Regions from separate parts of the Homo sapiens genome. Here region 2 is linked to region 1. The links are chromatin loops, found by intact Hi-C in ENCODE. Cell type or tissue: endothelial cell of umbilical vein. All regions are shown on one strand.

Region 1 (8,000 bases):
CAAATGTCCTGCCTCCATAGCAGAGAAAGATAAGGGAGAATAAGGTTGGGACTATGTGCTGAGTGAGCAAACATGCAATGTTTACCACATCTTTATAGTCCAACATAGATAGACCAAAAAACAAACAAACAAACAAAAAAACAAAACCACACAATGAAACAGACACAGAGAGATAGAAGTAGAAAGAGATGGGAAATACAATATTATTTGTGTAAATTTAAACATCCATACACATAAAGTTATATATTCTTGTAGACGTATATAGCATATGTAAAAAAAGTTACGGAAGTTTAATTGGAAATGTACCCATTAACTACCATAAGAAGCAGAGAGGGGAATGGAACTGAGAACAGGGAATATAGACTATGAAAACAAAAAATAAAACAGGCTTTTCATAGACTAGTCCACCAGTTAGGACCATGATTGATTGTGTCAGTCTAATTCTGTGCACCCAAGACCCAGGGGGATAAAAGTGGATTGGCTTGGGATGTGTGTGTGTGGGTTACTCAGACTGTTTGATTTGGCAGGGTTATCATTTGAAGTAAAAGAAGTGTGATTCATTGGCTCTATGACTGAATTTAATTATTTTACCTTTCTCTGTGATAAGCTTCATTCTTTTGAATACAATTGATGACCTAATAGGAATGATGTTATAGTTTTAATTTAGTGACTATAGCAGTTATATTTTGGAAAATTTAGGGATATTACAAGTTTTGCAAAATTGATTTTGTTTTTGTACATATATTTCTTTTGTTCTATTATGCAAAATCAGTAGAACTAGACTTAGAGAGTCAATGAAAGACATGAGTAAAATAGACATGGCTGCTTAGTAGTGAAATCCATCACTCTCTAGTTTTCTGTTATTATCTTTGGAAACAGAGAGTGTGGGAGAAAAGGATTTCCTTCCTCTCTTTCTAATATAGCCTCAGTGACTGAGTGGCTCTCTGCTCTGGAATGAAGCAGGTTGGCACAACTCCACAAGTCTTATGTGGGAACAAGACACAGAGGTTTCTATTTTTTCTTAGTGTCATTTGTTTGTGTTTAGTTCGGTATTCTATCTTTAACCATTCTATACCCACTCTTCCAAAAAATACTCAGTTTATTAATATGTGTTAGTGTCCCTTTAATTTATTAAGCATGTTGCAACTTTGGAAGAAGCTCTAAACATATTTCCATTTCAGTACCAGGTTTTCTTGCTATCCAATTATAAATTATTAACGTGGATGGAGTAGAAGACTTCCATTGATGGCATGGATTCAATTTGCTAAATAAAGCTGTGTGGACATAATCATTCTCTATCCATTTAAAAATCAAAGGGGCAATCTGTTTGATGTGTTTCACAGCAGCCCTCTAAAATTCAATGGCATTTTGGTTTTGAAAAGCAGAATTTCACAAAGAGAAAAGTATCTTTCCACAAAATAACAATAATTGATAAATGAATTATTTGGCATGGTAATTAGCATTCCATTATATTCTATGTGTAATTTTATAAGTAATTACTCTTCATAGAAGTTTTATAGGTCTCATTTCACATCAGGAAAACAGGGTAAATTGGGGTCATTGTGGATGAGGCCAAAGAGGGTAAAGTGAGTTTGAATTTGAACCCAGTTTGTTTTGCATTTCTTACTATTCTTATTATGACATTTCTTCTCATCATATTCTTCACTGTACTTGTTTTGTAATGTGGCTGCCTCATTCCTTCTATAGTTAATCTTGGGAGAGCTCATCTACTCTTATGGATTAGAGTGTAACATGGATGGACAGGTTACTATATCTGTATCTCTAGGCATAATTTTTCTCCAAAGTTCATGGATTCTGCATTTCCAGTTGCTCATGGGACATAACTATTTGCATATGCCACTGCACCTCAAACTTAGCATACCTAACCTATGTCAGAGTCCGAGCTTGCACTATACCTGTCAATTGGTGTGAATATTACCTGCTAAGAGCCCACTGCTGTAATTTAGGGGAATAATAAGTTGTTTTGAAGATAAATGAAATACAATAGGCCCTTTGGGAGGCCGAGGCGGGCAGATCACAAGGTCAGGAGTTCGAGACTAGCCTGGCCAACATAGTGAAACCCCATCTCTACTAAAAATACAAAAAATTAGCCGGGCATGGTGGCGAGTGCCTGTAATCCCAGCTGCTCGGGAGGCTGAGGTAGGAGATTCACTTGAACCGGGGAGGCGGAGGTTGCAGTAAGCCGAGATCACGCCATTGCACTCCAGCCCGGGTGACAGTGTGAGACTCCGTCTCAAAAAAAAAAAAAAAAAAAAAAAAGAAACACAGTAGGCCCCTTATCTGTGGTTGCATTTTCTGTGGTTTTAGATACTCAAGGTCAACCCTGGTCTGAAAATATGAAATGGAAATTCCAGAAATAACCAATCCACAAGTTTTAAGTGTGTGCCATTCTGAGTAGCACAATGAGATCTTGTGTTATCCTGTTATGTCTCAATCAGGACACGAATCATCTTTTTGTCCAGCATGTCCTGCTGTATATGCTGCCTGCCCATTAGTCACTCCTAGAGGCCATCTAGATTTTCAAATGGACTGTCGTGGCCTAGCCCCAAAGCGCAAGAGTTCTGATGCAAGCATATTGTTATAATTGCTCTATTTTATAATTATTATTGTTAATTTCTTGCCTAACTTATAAATTAAACTTTATCATAGTTTGCAGGTATAGGAAAAACATATATAGGGTTCAGAACTATCTGTGGTTTCAGGAATTCACTATGGGTCTTGGAACACATACCTTGTCTATAAGGGGGGACTATTGCCTATATAAAATATATTGAAAATTCAGATACAGCATATAGTGTATGGAGGCATTTTTGCTAAAAGTAAAAAGGAGTATTTTAAGTAAGTAGTATCTATTCACTGCTTATTCAATCTCTCCCTACCCCTAAGCGTTATCCTTAATTTTTTTTAATCTACAAATAGAATTGAGGCTAATAAGGCCTTTAGATGTAGGTTCTTAAGGCACCTGCGAAAACCAAAAACCATTGAGTGAGACATAGTTCAGGAGAGCCTGTGTCAGGTACCAAACTCAGAGCTGAAAAGTAAAGTAGAATTAAGTGGGTAACTAGAAACAACAACAATAACAAAATTATTTATATACATATTCCAAAATGTGTGGATGATTGGCAAAAAGGATAAGCAAATTACTGGCAAAACTGACTTTTCAGTTTTATTCTGAATAGTGGGTTATCCTATAAGTTAATTTGAGAAAAAAGCCCAGGTATCTATTTTATATTACAGCGAATGTATCTGTTTAGAAAATTGAAGATATAAAATTTCATAAAAGAATATAATTAAGAGGTATCCTATTTTATTTCCAAATGTAAAATATGATATTTACCTGGCTATTGTTAGTTATTACATGAGGAAAGAAACTGCCACATTTGAGTATGAGAGACGATCTTATAGAGCAGTTTCTTTCAATGAAGAACCCAATGCTTGTTTTTATTATTAGAAATAGAATTCCCCTTTAAAGGAAAATAACCTATAATTTTTTATTTTGAATGACAATTGAGGAAGAGAATTAACATTTATTTTCTCTTTGGAAAATTTAGTACTTTAGCATAGAGGATGTGCCATTAGTGGCAAATCTGAGAGCAGGAAAAAGAGATTGCTCTTTGAAATTGCTTTTTCACTTTTGCCATAGTTAACTTAGTTAACTTGATGTTTGTGATATAATTGCATCAAAGAAACAGAAAATTTTTTATCTTCAGCCAAGATAAATTTGTGGAAGTTAATGATTTTAGCTAATTAGATAGTAAAATTTTTATTTTTAGAATAAATCAGGCAAATTGCTGTCCATGTCTTTCCACACTAAGTGAGTGTTAAGTTGTGAAATAAAGAACCTATAAATTGTAAGGGAACTTTGTTAGTCATAATACCGCATGTTTATGAGAAATATATTAATGCTGTAATAACAGGAAGTATATCTTTAAAATTAGTCTGTGGCTTCTAATATATAATGAAAATTTAGCAAATATTAAACAGGGAGTTAAAGAGGTTACAAATGTCATATAATTTTGAAGAGAGATTTTATCCTGTAATTTAGTTCTGTTTTCTTCAGGATTTGTTTTCGATTTTCTAATGGAGCTTAGAATCTTTATGTAAGATTGTTGTTCATTTGTTTGTCCCAGAAAAATTTAGGATTGTGGGAAGTCTTTCTGATGATTGAACCCAATTCTGCTTCTTCTTGGTAATTCTGCCACTTCTTGGTCTTCTAGTGCTTTTTTTCAGAGGATGCAGCTGTTGGAGCAGATAGAGGAGGAAATAATGGTAGTGTGATACAGATGAGAAGCATTAATCTGGGCTCTAAAAGTCAAATTTATATGGGCAAAATAAAATGGGATATTTCTAAGCACATTTACTAAGGAAAGTTGAGATGATGTGTCCCAGTTCCTAGCTGAAGTATAAAAATACATGTCATTGGGTGCAATATGTGGGCTTTCAGAATCTAATAATACCCTCTGCTGGCTAAATGAGGAATTGTGTTTAAAAATGAGTGACTTGGCTTTTTTGTTTGTTTGTTTTTAAAATATGGATGATTGCTCTATTATAAAAGGATTGAGCAGTGCAGAGTATTGTGAAATAATATAGGAAAAAATTGTAAATGTGAAGAATGAAGCCAATATGTTACTAAAATGTTTTCTAAAGTGAAATTAATGTAGAAATATCTATAAGTAGAATTTCTGAATCTTTTGGTCTATATTTTAATCATGAAGTAGGTCATAGGGAAGGAATGCAGTAGGGGGAAAATACGTGAATCTCTGGCCCCTATCCTCAATAACAATTCAGATTAATTCAAGATATTTAAATTACCTTCATTAGTTATTCCTAAATTACTGTTGTAAGAGCTATTGACAAATATATGAAGGTGAGATAAGAACTGCTTTTCTCACCCCACCACTGGACACTACCTGGGTAACGGGATCAATTATACCCTAAATGTCAGCATCATGTAGTATACCCATATAACAAACCTGTACAAGTACTTCCTGAATCTAAAATAAAAGTTGATATTATAAGGAAAAGAAAGAATGGCTTTTCTGTGGATAGCCTGATTTAATTTCTGTTAAAAATAACAGGCATATTCTTAAGTAACCTGAAAGCTTGATCGCTTCAGGGAAGTATCATATAACATGCCTGTTTTATATTTTTTCTTTCTACTTTTACAAATTCTCAAAAATTCTACTTTGGGATTTACAGTGTTTTGGGTACATAATGACCATGCAAGTTGTATTTAGAAGTTGATAGTGGGTAATGTATTATTATTTCATTGTAAATCTGAAAAATAGAATTTCAGGTCTGATTCTGCTGTTTGATGTTACCCTTCACTGGCATGTTGCTTTAAGAGCACCCATCCCCCCTTCTTGCTTGGGCCACTGTGTCCTGTCAGTCATCCTGAAATACACTAGGGTGCTTGTCAGGCTGTTTGCTTACAGATGCATCATAAGCCAAATTGTGAGCCATGATAGTGGCACTGAATTTCTAAATACAAGAAATTGCTTAGACAATTGGTTTAGTATCTGTATATGGGCAATACTCTGTCCTGCAGTAGGTGAGTGGAGTGTCAAACTTTTAAAAATCAAACTTTGCTATAAGGCAAATCCTAGTAATTATAGATTATCTGTTGCTCGGTTAGATAACTTTGGGGGAAATGAAAGGACATTATTTCTATAAAATGGGATGAATAGAAACTATTATGTTGTGCAATTTTTACTTTTATAACTAATTTTCGTTTTAGTAACACTAAACTCTAGACTATTTTATGAAAGCTCCAATTTTAAATGTCTACTTTTCCGAGTATATTAGCAGGCATTTCAGATTTAGATAAAAATGTGGTTCTCTTACACATTTTTTCTTTCACAACTCAGGCAGATTCAATTGAGCAGAGGCTCGAGTCTGCTGTTTATTAGTGGTTTTAAAAATAGCACTAAAACAGATTCTCATGTGCCAATACCCAAGCTATAGTAGTCTTACATCAGCTCATTTAAAAACTCCTACTCTGTAACTGAGCTATTACTATAATGATTGAGTAACTGTATGCAAGGCACTAGAAACTTTACATACTTTAGACACAAAAATTGTACAGCGAGTAGGTTATTTGTGCAAATAATTTAATTGCTTTTAATTAAAAGTTATGGGCTTTTAAACTTAAATTGTGCATGGATTTTTCCCTGTAGTTTTTGTGCGCAGACTTAAATATTTTTAAACAGAGAATTGGTAAAGCAAAAAAGGAGAAACTCATGATTTTTGATACTTGTGTATTCAATACGGTAGAGCATAGCTAAGAGGCAGCAAGAAGTTAAAGTTGTAAGGCTTTATCTAAGGTAAATGAGAAAAGATTGCTTTTTCAGATACCTAGAATGACTCTTTATTTATTCCTTGTCTTGTTCTAGAAAGGATTTAAGGTGACTTATAAGGCTACATGAAATTCAAGATAGGATAAATTAAATGTGGAGTGAAAGAAGAAAGAAAACAAGTGTGGGATATAAAACAGAGCCAGGAGTAAGAAAAAAAACAATAAAATAAATGCAGCAATTCTCAATGATAACTCTGGTGTATTATGGATAGATGAGAGAGAAAATATAGGGTTTCAGAAATCTTATGGTGGAGTTTCATACAAACCAGTTGCCTTCTCTTACCTTGGTGGCAGTCTGGAATGAGGAGAGTATATTAGATTATAAATATTAAATATGCTTTAAATGTCACTCGTGTTTTGGTGAAAAATAGTGAAGAAATGCTGCCCTTTTAACCCACACACTAACTTATGTGAAAGTAAATGTGGCCCCAAATGTTCAGAAAAAAATTTGGTTAGTTCAGAAGAGAGATTAAAGAAGCTTAGTTTTTTGGAAACACCAGAGTGATCTAAATAAGATAAAATATCTACATAATAGAACAGACATGATCAAGACAATGTTTAAAATAAAATATATTTAGCAATTTTGTATAAATGTATGAATACTAGTCCTACAATTTTAAAAAATAAATTGTTGTAAATGGGATTAGCTACTTTCCTTCTTTTCACACTTTTAATCTAGCAGTAAATTTAACTTGAATTTCAACTTCAGTAAGGTCAAAATTAACTGGATTGATCTAACTTGTAAAAAAAGTTGTTGGGTAGAAAGAAGGAAACCAGAGACAGGACTTTATAATGTACTTTCATCTTCACATACTCGCAGGACACCTACTATGTTGAAGATTCTGGACTCTGGGCCTTGTACTCACTAAACTGGGCTTGTCTAAGTGAACTAGCTTAGAAACTCGCTGCTGTCAGAGAGCAGAATTGAAAAAAGACAAGAGGGTAGTAGTTAAAATTTGCGAAGGATTTTCAGTGTTGTCTTCTGATATTAACATGATGAGCCAGGGACAGTCATTTGGCTCTTTTTTATTCGTTGTTAAAAGTAAGGTCAATAAGAAATGATTCACCAGGGCTGTGGTTGTGAAGAAGACCGAGACCCGCGATGGGAAGCTGGTGTCCGAGTCCTCTGACGTCCTGCCCAAGTCAACAGCTGCGGCAGCCCCTCCCAGCCTGCCCCTCCTGCGGCTGCCCCAGATCCTGGGAGGGAGGCCGTTGTGCAGAGGAGCACAGGGAAGAGGAGACCCACCTGAGGCTCAGCCCTAGCCCCTCAGCCCACCCACGGGAGAGTTTACTGACTGGGGACCGCACTTGCCCATGCCTCCAGCTACAAAACAATTCAATTGCTTTTTTTTTTGGTCCAAAATAAAACCTCAGCTAGCTTTAACACACACACACACACACAAAGAAAAATAAAAAGAAATTTTTTTTTAAAGCAGTACAAAAACAAATACTGAAAGCTCTTGTTTTTGTAGTTTTGTAAACACATAGATAGGTTGACTTAGAGTTCTTGCCAGAAAAATTATAAATCAAATATATAACACATAACTGATCAGATGCACAGGATGATATTGAGAATAACCTGAACACACAGGTGTGAAGCCTGGGAATGAATACTATTAAGAAG
Region 2 (8,000 bases), 61 kb after region 1:
AGCATCATGAATTGCAGCACTTAAAATACATTCCGAGGGAACACTTCAGACAATGATACTTATTCTTTGTTTTAAACAAAGATTTTAAACTGGTAGTTATAATTTGTCTTAATCTGGACAAATACCTTTCAACTCTCAATATATAAATTAGACTGACAAGAGTGAGATATTTGCCTTTTGGAATTTGTGAAAACCCATGTAATAAATCAGGCTTATTATTATTCTTATATAATCCATGATGAAGACACATGATCTTATTTAGCTGCTTGTAAAGCATATAGAATGAGCTTTGCTAACTGCCACATTTAGCATGGGGGGCCCCAAGAGCAAGATAAACTTAGATCCAGAGAGAATACCTTTGTTAAAGATTCCTATAACCAATTTTCTGCACCTACATGGGGAACAAACTAGAAAATATACATGAAATGCCAACAAATATTTGTGTCATATTATGCATTTTCCAAAATACTTTACCTTATTTGACCTTCCCCAGTCTTGTAGGATAACAATGATTGTTTTTATTTTCTAAGAGAGGAAACAAAGGCCTGCCACAAGACATTCCACTCTGGGTGATGAACATGGAAATAAAGCAAATTAGAATGAAACAGAGGATCTATTGGGTAAGGGGAGGAGGGTAGGAGGGCAGATGAAAATGATTTTCATCCGCATATTTCCCCCATAACTTCTTAAGTTTTTTTTTTAGTTCATGGATAAAAACTGGGTCCAGATATCCAAGTAAACAAACATCGAATGCTCCATAAACAAACAACAACGAAAATCTCTAGGGACTACTGAGCAGGAAGCATTATGTAGTTTGCTGTCAAAGATGTGATGCATGATTATCATGAGCCTCCACTGTTTCATGACATGCAGCAGATTAGCTTTCAAGAGGAGTTTCAGGTCTTCTATTTTAAATATTAGATACAAGTTGTTTTTTTCCTTTCTCTCATTCCTCTACGATGGTGATTTTAAAGCTTTGTTTATAAAAATTTAATCCAAAACTTGTAATTGTGATCCAAGATTTAATTAAGAAATGGGTTGTTTTTTTTTTTTTTTTTTTTGAGATAGAGTTTTGCCCTTGTTGCCCAGGCTGGAGTGCAATGGCGTGATTTCGGCTCACCGCAACCTCTGCCTGCCGGGTTCAAGCGATTCTCCTGCCTCAGCCTCCTGAGTAGCTGGGATTATAGGCATGCGCCACCATGCCCGGCTAATTTTGTATTTTTAGTAGAGAGGGGGTTTGTCCATGTTGGTCAGGTTGGTCTTGAACTCCCGACCTCAGGTGATCCACCCGCCTCGGCCTCCCAGAGTGCTAGGATTATGGGTATGAGCCACTGCCCCTGGCCAGAAATGGGTGTTTTTTAATAATGTAATTCAGTATGATGTTTTTGTTTCCAAATACAGAAGCTTAATTTTTATCTTCAAATAATGTTCTTATTATGAGTTTGTTCTTGTATTTGTTAAGATTCATTTCTTTCTTTTTTTCCCCAAGCTTTATTAAATTAAAATTGGCGAATAAAATTTATATATATTTATGGTGTACCCTGTGATGTTTTGATATATGTATACATTGTAAAATGATTAAATCAAGCTAATTAACACATTTCTCACTTCATATACTTGTGGTGAGGAGTTTGTTCAAGTTTTGCTACTCGAAGAATGCTCTAGAAGGCTGTGTATGTGTGTATTGTTTTAATTACAGAAACTTCATATAAAAAATACAGAACTTTGATAAAACAGTCAAAAATGAGAGTAGAAAATTATGTATCTCCAAAATATCAAATAATTATAAAATAAAATTTATACCACTTTTAAGCCAGCAATCTACATTAAGAGGGAGCCAAAAATAATTATAATTAAGTCAGTATTAGTCTATTTAGGCTGAGAATAGAGATAACTAATATTAGGAGAGGGAGAAACATTCTGAATCATATAGAACAGTGGTTGCTTCAGGGGACAAAGTCCAAATCCTTACTATGACCTACTTTCTTGCCCTTTGTAACCTTTCAGATCTGTCTTCTACCCTTTCCCCTAACTCATTTGGCCTCTCAAACAGGTCTCACTCAAAGTCCCCTGTCAAGAGGCCTTTCCTGACCACCCCGATCCCCACTCTCTCTCACTGTATTCCCTCCGCCAACTTTATTTTTCCTCAAAACATTTACTGAACCTTACATTTTTAAATTTGTTTATATGTTTATTGTATGCTGCCGATATTAAGAATGTAAACTCCATGAAAGCATGAAATGCATTTCTTTTCCATCATCCAGAACAATGTAAAAAATAGGTGTTCAGTAAATATTTAACATAGAAATGATTTGATGACTGGGGTAGTTGAAGAGAGGACATTTTAATGTCTATATTTTGAAATTCAATCACTAAGACTCCCACTTCCTTCCTATTTTTAGTTGGGAACTCCACGGTGGCTGCTGTTGCTGTTCTTGGTGCCATGACTTGACTTTTGTAGGTGTACCAACAGCACTGGAAATGAGTCATGTTACTATGAAATACAGTTGACCTTTGAACAACACTGGTTTGAACTATGCAGGTTCACTTTTAATCAGATTTTTTTTCAATAAAAGTTACATCAAGTGTGCCTGCCTCTCCTGCCTTCCCTTCCACCTCCTCCATCTCTTCTGCCTCTTACACCCCCAAGGCAGCAAGACCAACCCTCCTCTTCTTCTTCATCTTCCTCAGGAATATGAATATGATGAGGATGAAGACCTTTATGATGATCCATTTCTACTTGTTGATTTATTTAATTATGTTTTCTCTGCCTTATGATTTTCTTAATAACAAATAACACTATCGTCTCTCTAGCTCATCTTATTGTAGGAATATAGTTATATAGTACATACAGATACAAAATCTGTGTTAATTGACTATTTATGTTATCAGGCTTCTGGTCAACAGTAGGCTATTCGTAGTTATGTTTTTGAGGAGTTGAAAGTTATACTCAGATTTTCAACTGCACGGTGGGTTGGCGCCCCTAGCCCTTGAGTTGCTCAAGTGTCAACTGTACTGTCTTTTGTTCTGGTCTGTAATATCCCAGGACTGTGTTCTCCTTACAATTTGTCAATTTAGTACTTTGTATTTTTCCAATTTTAGGTTACCACACTTGTAAACTGTCCCCAGAACCCTTCCAGCAGGAAAAAAGGACGTTCGAAAAGAGCCAGTGTCCTTCTAGCTTCTGTGGAGGAAGCAACTTGGAATTTATTAGACAAGGGAGAGAAGATTGCCCAGGAAGCTACAGTTTTAAAGGATGAGCTTACGGCTTCACTTGAGGAAGTTCGCAAAGAAAGTGAGTACTCCAATCCTGGTCAGGAGCAAACTGCATATCTTTAGGGTGTTAGTCACCCAAATTAGATTTGTGAGTGTTTTGTTTTTGTTGGCTCCAGTTTTTTAGTCTTTTGCAGAGCTGTGAGGAGCTAGCTGTGGGAGGCAGAGTGGCTCATTAGACAGCTCCAAGGCTCAGTCCCACTCCAGGCTCTTCTTTTTAGTTGCTCGGTCCCCCCAGGCAATTCCTCTTCCTCCCCTGCCTTGCCATAGCTTTTCCATAATAAACAAAGAGAAGAGTACCCTTTTTTGGTCTTAGAATATAGTGAGAAATGACTAATGAAGCTGAAGATTTATTTGTCTATACATAAATAAATTATGAAGTTCCTTGAAAACAGCTGGGAAATAGAAGTTTCAGACCTGACCATCTCAGAAGTACATTTTTAACCTTGCAAATTTCTGGAGGTTTAGACTTCCTAAACTTTTCAAAAAATGCTTTGCATAAACTGTGAATGAGCCAAGTTGCTGCTTTGTTAATATTACATAATAAAAGCATATATTTCATCTTTTTGAGATCTTTACTTATGATAATACAGCAATTTTCTAATGAATATAGGTCTCAACTGTAGGACAGTTTAAAATAATTGCTGAATATTCTTTGGTTAGTGGAATGATTTCGTATATATCAGCTTTCTGCAAGTATCTATTTTGGGAGGAAAAGGAAAGTTAAATTTTCTTGTTCAGCTTTGTAAAAGAGACTTGGGATTTTTAAATATTTTTCTCCCTCAATCCCCCAACGTAACTTTAAGAAAATCAGGAAGCCTTTGCTAATTAAATAATTAAAATGAATATACTAGTAACAATAAGCTTTATGTCACATGTATGATACAGGGGATTTAAAAAAAATTTTTGGCCGAGTGCGGTGGCCCATGCCTGTAATCCCAGCACTTTGGGAGGCCAAGGCAGGTGGATTGCCTGAGGTCAGGAGTTCAAGACCAGCCTGGCCAACATGGTGAAACCCCATCTCTACTAAAAACACAAAAATTAGCTGGGTGTGGTGGCAGGCGCCTGTAAACTTGGGAGGCTGAAGCAGGAGAATCGCTTGAACCTGGGAGGCAGAGGTTGCAGTGAGCCGAGATCACACCATTGTACTCCAGCCTGGGGGACAAGAGCGAGACTTCGTCTCAAAAAAAAAAATTTTTGTATTTATGTGAATTTATTTTTAAAATAAATTTTACTGTGTATATTTAAGGTATACAACATGATGTTATGAAATACATATAAATAGTAAAATGGTTGCTGTAATAAAGTAAATTGACATATTCATAATCTCACAGTTACCCATTTTTTTGTGTGTGTAGCAAGAGCATCTAAATCTACTCCTTTAGTAAAAATCCTGAATACAGCATTATTAACTATAGTCTTCATGTTGTGTACTAGATTTCTAGAGCTCATTCTTCATAACTGCAACTTTGTATCCTTTGATTTGCACTGACCCATTTCCTCACTCCTGCCCCCAGCCCCTGGTAGATACTGTTTTATTCTCTGTCTCTGTATGACTTTCTTAAACAAAGATTCTACATATAAGTGAGATCCTGCAATAGTTTTCTTTCTATGTCTAGCTTATTCCACTTAGCATGATGTTCTTCACTTTCATCCATGTTGTGGCAAATGACAGGTTCTCCTTTTTTCCTTTGTATATATAGACCAATTTCTTTATCGATTCATCTGTTGATGGATGCTTAGGTTGTTTTCATATCTTGACTATTGTGAATAATGATACAGTGAATATGGGAGTGCAGGCATCTTTATGAAGTGGTGATTTCCTTTACTTCAGTGTTATACCCAGAAGAGGGATTGCTGGCTCTTAATGGTAGTTCTATTTCTAATTTCTTTAGGAACCTCCATACTGTTTTCCAAAATGGCTACACTTTGTTATGTATGTTATATACAATTTATATTTTATAGGTATTCTTCAGACAATAAATAGAAAACATAATGTGCAAAATAATTTGAAATATATTTGTTGTTTTTCCCTGCTCCCTACCAACTGAGACCCTCTCTTTGTCCTTGTTCTTGATCATCATCTTAGTCACCAAGCCAGTTTAGACTCTTCCTTTCATTCCACCCTCTCTTCCAATTAATGTCTAAGTTCAATGAACTTTTAAAAACTTTTCTAAAACTTTTATTTTAGGTTCAGGGTACATATGCAGGTTTGTCATATTGGCGTCATGGGGGTTTGGTGTACAGATTCTTTTATCAGTCAGGTTCAATGAATTTTTTCTCCTTGTTGTCTCTCAGATCTGTTCCTTCTACTCTATTCCTAACATTGCTTCATGAATTCAGGATTATTGCATTAGCCTTCCTCCATAGTAAAATCAAATAGATCTTTTAAAAATGAAAATATGCTCATTTTACTTCTCTGCTTAAAATCATTTTTAGTAGCTGTTGGAGGATCAGGGGGACTATCTTTTTCAATAAAGTTCAAACTTTTAAACCTACCTCCCAAAGCATTTCATGATTTGGCTTCTACCATTATCTTGCACCTCTTTCCTGTGATGCACCTCCCTCATATGTTCCTCCAAACAGGAACTCGCAGTTTCTTGAATGTTCCGTGTTGCTTTATGCCTCTGTGCATGTGTTATCAGCTACAGTCATACCTTACTTAACAATGGGGACATGTTCTGAGAAGTGCATCCATATGCCATTTTGTCATTGTGTGAACATCATAGAGTGTACTTACACAAACTTAGATGGCATAGTCTACAACACACCTAGGCATCCTAGGCTACAAACTCGTACAGCATGTTACTATACTGAATGCTGCCAGCAATTATTAATATAACATAGCGGTAAGTATTTGTATATCTAAACATAGAAAAGACACAGTAAAAATATGGTATAAAAAATTAAAAAATGGTACACCTATGTAGGGCACATACCATGAATGGAACTTGCAGGACTGGAAGTTGCTCTCAGTGAGTCAGGGAATCATGAATGCCTAGGACATTACTGTATATCACTGTAGACTTTATAAATACTGTACACTTAGGCTACCCTAAATTTATTTAAAAATATTTTTCCTTCTTCAATAATAAGTTAACCGTAGCTTACTGCAACTTTTTAACTTTATAAACTTAAAAAATTTTTAACTTTTTGACTCTTTTGTAGTAATACTTAGATTAAAACACATTGTACAGCTGCACAATATTTTCTTTTTTATGTCCTTATTCTATAAGTTTTTTTCTTTTTTACATTTTTAATTATTTTTTTTTTTACGGTTTAAAGTTTTTTTTACTAAAATCTAAGACACAAATACACACATTAGCCTAGGCCTACACAGAATCAGGGCTATCAATATCACTGCCTTCCACTTTCATATCTTGTCCCACTGAAAGGTCTTCAGGGGCAATAACACGCATGGGAATTTTCATCTCCTGTGATAACAATGCCTTCTTCTGGAAGTGTTACCAAAACCCACAGGCGTTGCACTACAATGTTACTATGGCTATGAGGTCACTAGGCAATAGGAGTTTTTCGACTCTACTATATTCCTATGGGACCACCGTCATGTACGCATCTGTTGTTGACCAAAATGTTGTTATGCAAAACATGACCTTATTCCCGTCACTTGGATTGCTTTTCTAATTCAGCCAGTTTTTGCTCATGTAGCAAAGCTGAGCCCAGGTCATCTTTTCCAGGAAGTGTTTACTGACCCCGTATGCTGATTTAGATGACTGTCTTCTGTGTCCTTACAGACTGAGCACCTCTCGTTCATGACACTAACCACCCCATACAGTAAACATTGATGTACTTGTTTAGTAAATCATGACTGTTAGTTAATTTATTGAGCGTGGCAGGTACCAAGTGTTATTTGATTACCAATGCCTGACACATCACAGACACCTGTTAAACGTTTGTTAAATAAATTAAAAAGTTGAAGCATCCTTTTGTCACTTTATATTATAAAATTTTGTAATAGTCTTATCTTTGCTTTTACGGAAAATTAACTCTCATAATTATAGTTTCTCTGTTGATTCTTTGGTAAGGGATATGAGCCCTATCCTGACATTGTTTCTGTAGGAAAATGTGATCTATTTGACAACATAGTTTCCATAAACTGTCTGGTAATAAGTATGTACGTCATCAGTCATTCTCAGAAGGGAACAATAATTGCCATGAGATGGTATTTCCCTTTGTTTTTAAGTAAGTTAATCTTTTTAGTTCAAAAAAAAGATGTTATTTTAAAGAGAAGTTCTCAAAGAGAAGTCTTGATTCTAGGATTATGCTGTACAGGGTATATCCTTCACTGTGTTCTATTATAATGTGTGAAATACCTCTACATGTCATATGCTGTATACACAACAGATTCATTTGGTTAAAGATCACCAAATGCTTTACTGTGTGATTTATTTGACAAACTGCCAAAATGAGCTACCGCCAGCAACTTCAGTGTGGGAGGAAAGCAATGCAATGGCACATCGTTCTGGAATTTGGGGAACAGCCAATGATTATCCTATGGATAGTAGGGATAGTGACAGTGAAAGCACTGTTCCCAAAAGCTTGGAAGGAATTTTAAGCTCAGTGGTGGGGTTGAAGTATAAGAAGAATGGATTCTGATCCAATAAACTCTACAAAATACTTGAAACATATTTTAAGTAGTTTCCTGCTTTGAGTTTTTTTTTTTTTAAAGGTATTTGTCCAGTGGCATAAGGTGAAGGACTAATGAA

Evidence for each region. Hi-C counts contacts between places; a loop is a spot of excess contacts. Peaks named below come from ENCODE experiments on the same cell type or tissue, not always from the same donor. Only the 100,000 strongest peaks of a DNase experiment are listed, where the experiment ranks them.
Region 2: a loop joins it to region 1, with 2.6 times the contacts of the local background. A loop is called at or near these places in 3 of 110 quality-filtered maps.

What each region holds. Positions count from the first base shown.
Region 1 is chr10:67,663,113-67,671,112 of GRCh38, reverse strand. All of the region lies in intron 1 of CTNNA3 (catenin alpha 3), which reads left to right. Among named protein-coding and RNA genes, the nearest start is that of CTNNA3, 29 kb to the left of the region's middle. RefSeq lists an enhancer at 1-10. In endothelial cell of umbilical vein, a CTCF peak has its summit at 4,451 (motif pointing left); DNase peaks (open chromatin) are centred at 532, 902 and 4,402; H3K27ac peaks cover 3,575 bases.
Region 2 is chr10:67,602,152-67,610,151 of GRCh38, reverse strand. CTNNA3 (catenin alpha 3) reads left to right here. Exons shown (of 18, transcript NM_013266.4): 3 at 3,103-3,295. Among named protein-coding and RNA genes, the nearest start is that of CTNNA3, 90 kb to the left of the region's middle. In endothelial cell of umbilical vein, no CTCF peak of the experiment used is centred here; DNase peaks (open chromatin) are centred at 2,471, 3,381, 7,441 and 7,571; H3K27ac peaks cover 2,255 bases.